2 separate regions of the Mus musculus genome follow, and region 2 is linked to region 1. Evidence: chromatin loops called from intact Hi-C (ENCODE). Cell type or tissue: left cerebral cortex. All regions are shown on one strand. Links, peaks and the distances in the headings refer to the core of each region. The heading gives the core; the rest is flanking DNA. Region 1 has its middle 27 kb from the start of Selenok. Region 2 overlaps Cacna2d3 (calcium channel, voltage-dependent, alpha2/delta subunit 3).

The links. Peaks named below come from ENCODE experiments on the same cell type or tissue, not always from the same donor. Only the 100,000 strongest peaks of a DNase experiment are listed, where the experiment ranks them.
Region 2: it touches region 1 in a loop (2.8-fold over the local background); 2 of 42 quality-filtered maps call a loop at or near these places.

The regions. Positions count from the first base shown.
Region 1 is chr14:29,939,807-29,942,721 of GRCm38, reverse strand. No RefSeq gene overlaps it. Among named protein-coding and RNA genes, the nearest start is that of Selenok, 27 kb to the left of the region's middle. In left cerebral cortex, for the core only: a CTCF peak has its summit at 1,604 (motif pointing right); a DNase peak (open chromatin) is centred at 1,611.
Region 2 is chr14:29,554,758-29,557,672 of GRCm38, reverse strand. The region is part of intron 2 of Cacna2d3 (calcium channel, voltage-dependent, alpha2/delta subunit 3); the gene reads left to right. Among named protein-coding and RNA genes, the nearest start is that of Cacna2d3, 170 kb to the left of the region's middle. In left cerebral cortex, for the core only: no CTCF peak of the experiment used is centred there; a DNase peak (open chromatin) is centred at 1,319.

The DNA of each region.
Region 1 (2,915 bases), core at 238-2,737:
TTCATAAAGGTCGGGAGCAAGGAGGTAGGGTGTGTGAGCTTTTAAATGAAAATCTCCATACTTTTAAAGAAAAACTATGCCTTTGGTTAATGAAACAAATAGACAAAGATCAGTTACCGGCCCTAAATTGTGTAACTGGAAGTGGCAGGGGACATTGGTATCTTTGGGGCATAAAGCCTGGCTCAGAAACCCCTGACTTAAGTTTAAACCTCTTTCTTCTTGATAAGACATCATTCTCTTTATAAAGTCTATTTGCCTCCAAAGTGTCTGATTGACTGAAAGTGAAGAAATGATCAGGCTTCGAGTCTGTAAAACAGGCAACCTTGTCTGCCCATGGCCCAAGCTGTGTTGATCTTCATGTCAGGCCACTGATGTGTGATAGGTTCATGATGGGGCAGAATATAATCCTAGGTTATTTTGTCCTGAAGTATCCAATCTCTGTTCAGAGTTCAGGAAGTGTGCGAAACATTAGGGGATTCAACAGTCCATATTCCTACCCTGAGTTAGTTTCTTTGAATGAGTTAACTAAAAGCCTTTATAAATTTCCCACTCTTCTCCCAGGTGAGCGGTCTCCCTGTCTCCAGGGCGGAGCTTTGCTTTGTGAACCTCTTCAGTTGGCTGTTCATTTGTATACCTACCGACAGCCCTTATGAGATACCAGCTATAGCAAAGCACCCTCCTGGGTTGCCTAAACTGTCCTGGACATTTCTCAAACTGATGACAGTTGTGGGAACTGTCTAGATATAGCACCAGTTAGAAGTAACTGTGATGACCTGGGACTGGGGACTTCTCTGAGAACCTGGGGCATCTTACATAATAGGGCCCTTACCTGTGGCCCCGCTGTTAACTACGTCATCACTGTCAGGATAGAGTTGGATTGTAGGACACTCAGCTGTTGTTGAAAAGTTGGGGTGATGCTAGAAAATCTCTGCACCCCTGTCATCAGAGTGAAAGCCATTTGGGGGTGGCAAGAAATGTCTTGAGTCTTCTGACTTTTGTCCCCTCTGTCCCCTCCCAGCCTCCATTTCCCTACAGCTGCCTTTCATCAGGACCCAGCTCACTGCTATCACCATGCAAGGATCTTCAGATCCATCTACCTGGACCTAAAACACACATTTGCTTTCGGATTTTTAATAGTCAGTTTCTCTCAACCTCAGTTCGCCTCTCTTCCTCCGAATGTTGGCAAGGCTTACAGCCTCAGCCAGGGATGGTGGGCTGCAGAGGCTTTCAGACCTCCAAAGCGATGCGTTGCACAATGGAAGAAGTATCTTGAGAAGTGGAGCACGGGACATTCAAGGTGTACCCAAATCTGTTCCAGTTCCCCGGCGTCAGATCTGCCAGTCCATTGTTAACATCACCCCTGCTACTCCTACTGCCTTATCTGGGATCTGACTGGCCCTCAGGCTTCTGTGAAGCCTGAAATTACCACTTCTACACGGGCGAGTGTTGTAGGTGGAACAGGGTTTATTATTGTCTCACCTTTATGCTTTATTAAGATCACAGATCTCCACCTGCTATTAGCAACGGAGGAGATGGAGAACACTTTGAAACTGGACCTGGTGGCCCCAGGAGCAGTTTTATGGGCTCTTGTGTGGATGCTACCTCATTTTTCCCACTAGGTGGCACCACAGTACATAATAATGAAAAAAATTTTTGACAAGGCTCTAGACCAGAGAAACAACTGTCTTTAGATTAGCTGTAACTTGGGTGTGATGAACTTATTTAGTAAAATGTACCTTTCAGATCTGACAGTCTTGGAGCCGAAGAGATGGCTCAGTGCTTAAGAGCACTTGCTGCTCTTGCAGAAGAGACCCTGGTTTGGTTCCCAGCCCTCACATGGGACAGCTGAAAACCTTCCTTAACTCCAGTCCCAGGGGATCCAACTCCCTCTTTTGGTCCCGGTGTTCTGCCGTATGCACGCCGTGTACATACAGATAAGTAGGCACACACATATATAAAATAAAAATAAATACATCTTAAAAAAAAAGATATGACAATCTTAGATAATTATGCTAGCCAGTAAGAAACCCTGTTCATTCACTCTCATTCCTGTAAACCCGAACAAAGGGAAGCTTAAAGTCACCGACTCTATCAGGAAGAGCCTTGCTGGACTACATCAGTTGAGGACATGCCCAGCCCGCGGATCTCACTCTTCAGGGTGTTAAATCTCTTTGTTGAGGGAATGGATTACTGCCAGATCCTTTTATCACTAGGGCTGAGCTCTCGGAGCTGGTGAGGGATTAGACATGAGCCTTCTCTACCTCCAGTGCCTTCACATTCTTCTGTGAGGCCCAGATAAGATGCCAGAGATAAAGGGGGAGGGGCAAACACTGCCACCTCAGCAGCATCTCCTTCCGGTACCCAGCCGCCAGGCTCTCCTGGTGGCAATATCTAAGATATTGTTCCCCCCCCCCCACCCCCCTATCGTCAGCAGGACAGGCTCACTTGTGTTTATCTGCTCCGTGTTAAATCTAATTCAGGATGAGGGGTACTCAGTGGAAAGCAGAGCTCAGCTGGTCCAGCATCTCTGTCAGGAGGGGTGGTGCTGAGAGATGCCTTGTGAATGGTATTGAAATCTAACACCCCTTAGCGGGCGCTGAGGTACAGACCTCCCGCACAGCCCAGCCGACCATCAGCAAGCTGCTGGCTCTGAACTTGTGTCTTGTACTACGGTTTTTTGTAGAGACTAGATGCCATCCATGTACACCCTTCCTTTTGGTGCGGAGTTGACAGTTTTATTTCTGCGGTGTCTGAGTTGGTCGTGGAAATGTCTGGGGAGCTTGTAAGCTCTCAGAGAGCGAGCGAACGAGCTGGAAACCAGCTTCTGCCATCAGCCTCCAGCGGCACGCATAGGCGTTTATCTGTGCCTAACTCAGCATAAGGGTCATGTACTTTAGCCTGCACAGAGTACATCT
Region 2 (2,915 bases), core at 141-2,640, 380 kb after region 1:
CCATGCATGTGCATGCATATGTCTCCCACCTGGACCATTGCTCCAGTGTTGTCATACTGATTTGGAGTACTTTACAGACTATGCAATGCAACAAACAAAAGGAAACCAGTTCTCTGAAATAGAACTTCAAAAGCCAATAAAAGAAAGGCAGAGACAGCACTAACAGTCCTTGCTTCTCATGCTGGATTCCTGACTTAGCCCCTACTACTTAGCATGATTCTTTTTTAACACCAAACCCAGATTTACTGAAAATCCTTACTATTGTATTTAATTTCATAAGAAAGCTGGGCATTTGAGAAACACATTCTGCTCTTCTTGGTGACACCTTGCAGTTGAGACTTCTAAAGCTTTGTAATTTTCCTGCCAGGAATGATTCTATCGACTTACAGGTATAGTAAAATTGAGATGTGGCCTCCAGGGCTGTTACTTGTCTGTGATGGGAGGTTTGAAAACGGTTGGGATGGCTTAGAAGTCTGCTTTAGAGCCATCTTTTGTTTGTGGCTTCGATTTTCCACCTTGCCTTATGAGTGTTTGAAGGTGGTGTTTTAACAGAATAAATTTGCTAGTACATAACAGAGTGCCCAAAAGATAATTCAGGAGGGACTCAGAACAAAATGGGGTCAAGTATGGTGGCTCATGCCTGCAATCCCAGCACTCAGAAGGCAGAGGAAGCACAGCAGCAGGTTTGAGATAGCCTGGGCTATAGGGTAAAGACCTTCCTCAAACCACCAAAACATCCCCAAAAAGAAGGCACATGATTTGTTTGCTAAAAAAGCATGCCTGCTCATGAGTACATGCATAGGTATATGGGTATGTGTGTGCTTGTCATGGTACACATGTGGAGGTCAGAGGACATCTTTTGGCATTTGGCTTTCTCATTCTATCATCTAGGTGTCAGGGGTCATTCTCAGATGGTCAGTCTTGGCAGCAAGCACTTTTACCTTCTGAGCCATCATGTGGGCCCCCTTCCTCTAATTATTGATCTCCTGGGTGTTTTTTTCTTGGAATGTTCCCCAAAGGTATCCCCGGATCTGAGCATGTATTCTCTCAGCATGTCTGCACTCACCTCCAACAGCCTGTGAGCCACTGGAAATGCTCAAGATGGGACTATCTTCACAAATCCTCATTGGATAGAAGGAGACATGAACAAACTTCCCTTCACCCAAGCATGGATGGCAGACCAAAGAAACAATTCCACCCAAGTTTAACTTGGTGAACCAGAGTTGACAGGATTGTCGTTTTCCTCACAGAAGCTTGAGTGATTCAAAGGCAGCCGCATCTGTGAAAAGCCCAGCACACCATGGGCAATGACTCAGGAATGATGTATCCCAGCGCTTTCTGGGCATCTTGCAGGCATCTTTACAGAAGAGACTTTTGTTCCCAGCAATTGGCTGTTTATATAACTTAAGGGGTGGACCTTATAAATCTTGTAGCTTTCTGAGCTTCCTGGGGGATTTTAAGTGGTTTTGGCTTATTCAATTTTATTAGTCTTCCCCCCTCCTCAAGTAGGAAGTAGACATGTACCAGGGGAAGCTATGCCCAGGTACCATTAGTTGATGGGTTAACATCAGTCTTTTCTAGCATCCCATGCTCTTTCCTTCCTCTTCCTCCCTTACCTCCCTCATTCAGTCATGCACTCACAGTTCCCTGGACCACACTATCTCCTCTGTACTCCATCATGCATGCACAGTTTCCTGGACCACGCTGTCACCTCTGTTGTCATGTTCCTTTGTTCCCTGTTCTGTTATTACTCTCATTTATTTCTGTTTTCTTTATGATCCTCCTGATGTGTGTCATAGCTACAGAGACTGCCTGTTTCCTGCAGTATCTTCCCTGCTATTTCCTCCTCTCCCTCTTGACCCACCCTAGAGTCTCTGTAGCACTTCCTTGAAGACAACACTTCCTTGGAGGAAGTTTTGGGTCTCCCTTGTTGGTGTCATAACATGGAGACATTGGACATTAGATACGCTGACATTGTGTTCTGTACTTTTATTTGGTTAATGACTTCCCTTTAGGTTGATGGGTGTCTTAGTTAGGGTTTCTATTGCTGTGATGAAACACTATGACCAAAAGCGAGTCAGGATGAAAAGGTTTGATCAGCTTACACTTCCTTATTGCTTTTCATCACTGAAAGGAAATCAGGACAAGAACTCAAACAGGGCAGGAACCTAGAGGCAGGAACCTAGAGGCAGGAGGCTCTTAAGGAGTATGGTTTACTGGCCTGCTTCACAGGACTTGCTCATCATGCTCTATGGAACTCAGGACCATCAGCCCAGGGATGGCACCACCCACACTGGGGGCTGGGCCCTTCTCTATCTATTGATCACTAATTGAGAAAATGCTTTATAGCTGGATCTCATGAAGGCATTTTTTTCAATTGATGCTCATTCCTCTCTGATGACTCTGGATCATGTCAAGTTGACATAAAACTGGCCAGTAGAGTGACATCTGTCTCTAAATAGGTATTTAGTAAAGGTTTGTTGAGTATGAGGACAGGAGGCTGGTGAGTGGCTCTATTGACCTTGCAAATGTGTGGTTGAAAGGGATGATTTTTTCTGAATTCACCTTGATGTTGTCTCTTGGCTTTGTTCACTGGGGAGGAACTAACTCCAAAGAGTTCCCTGTTCTACCAGATGAGCACACAGAGGAAATCTCTCACCAGGACCATTTTGAAAGCATGGTCTCCACGGCAGAGTGCGTTCATACATAAGGGAGGAATGTGGAGTTAGAATCTCTGCAGTTTGATGACCCTTATGAAAAGTACAGCTCTGAAACTCTGAGAGGCCTGGTCTTCTGTCTTGTCCAAGAGTACTGTCAATCTCCAGAGGTGTCTGGAGAAGGCAGTGATGTGTAAAAACGCTCATCAGGAGTCCTGGCTCACAGGAGCTGCATGGCTACTGCTGGCTGCTATCATG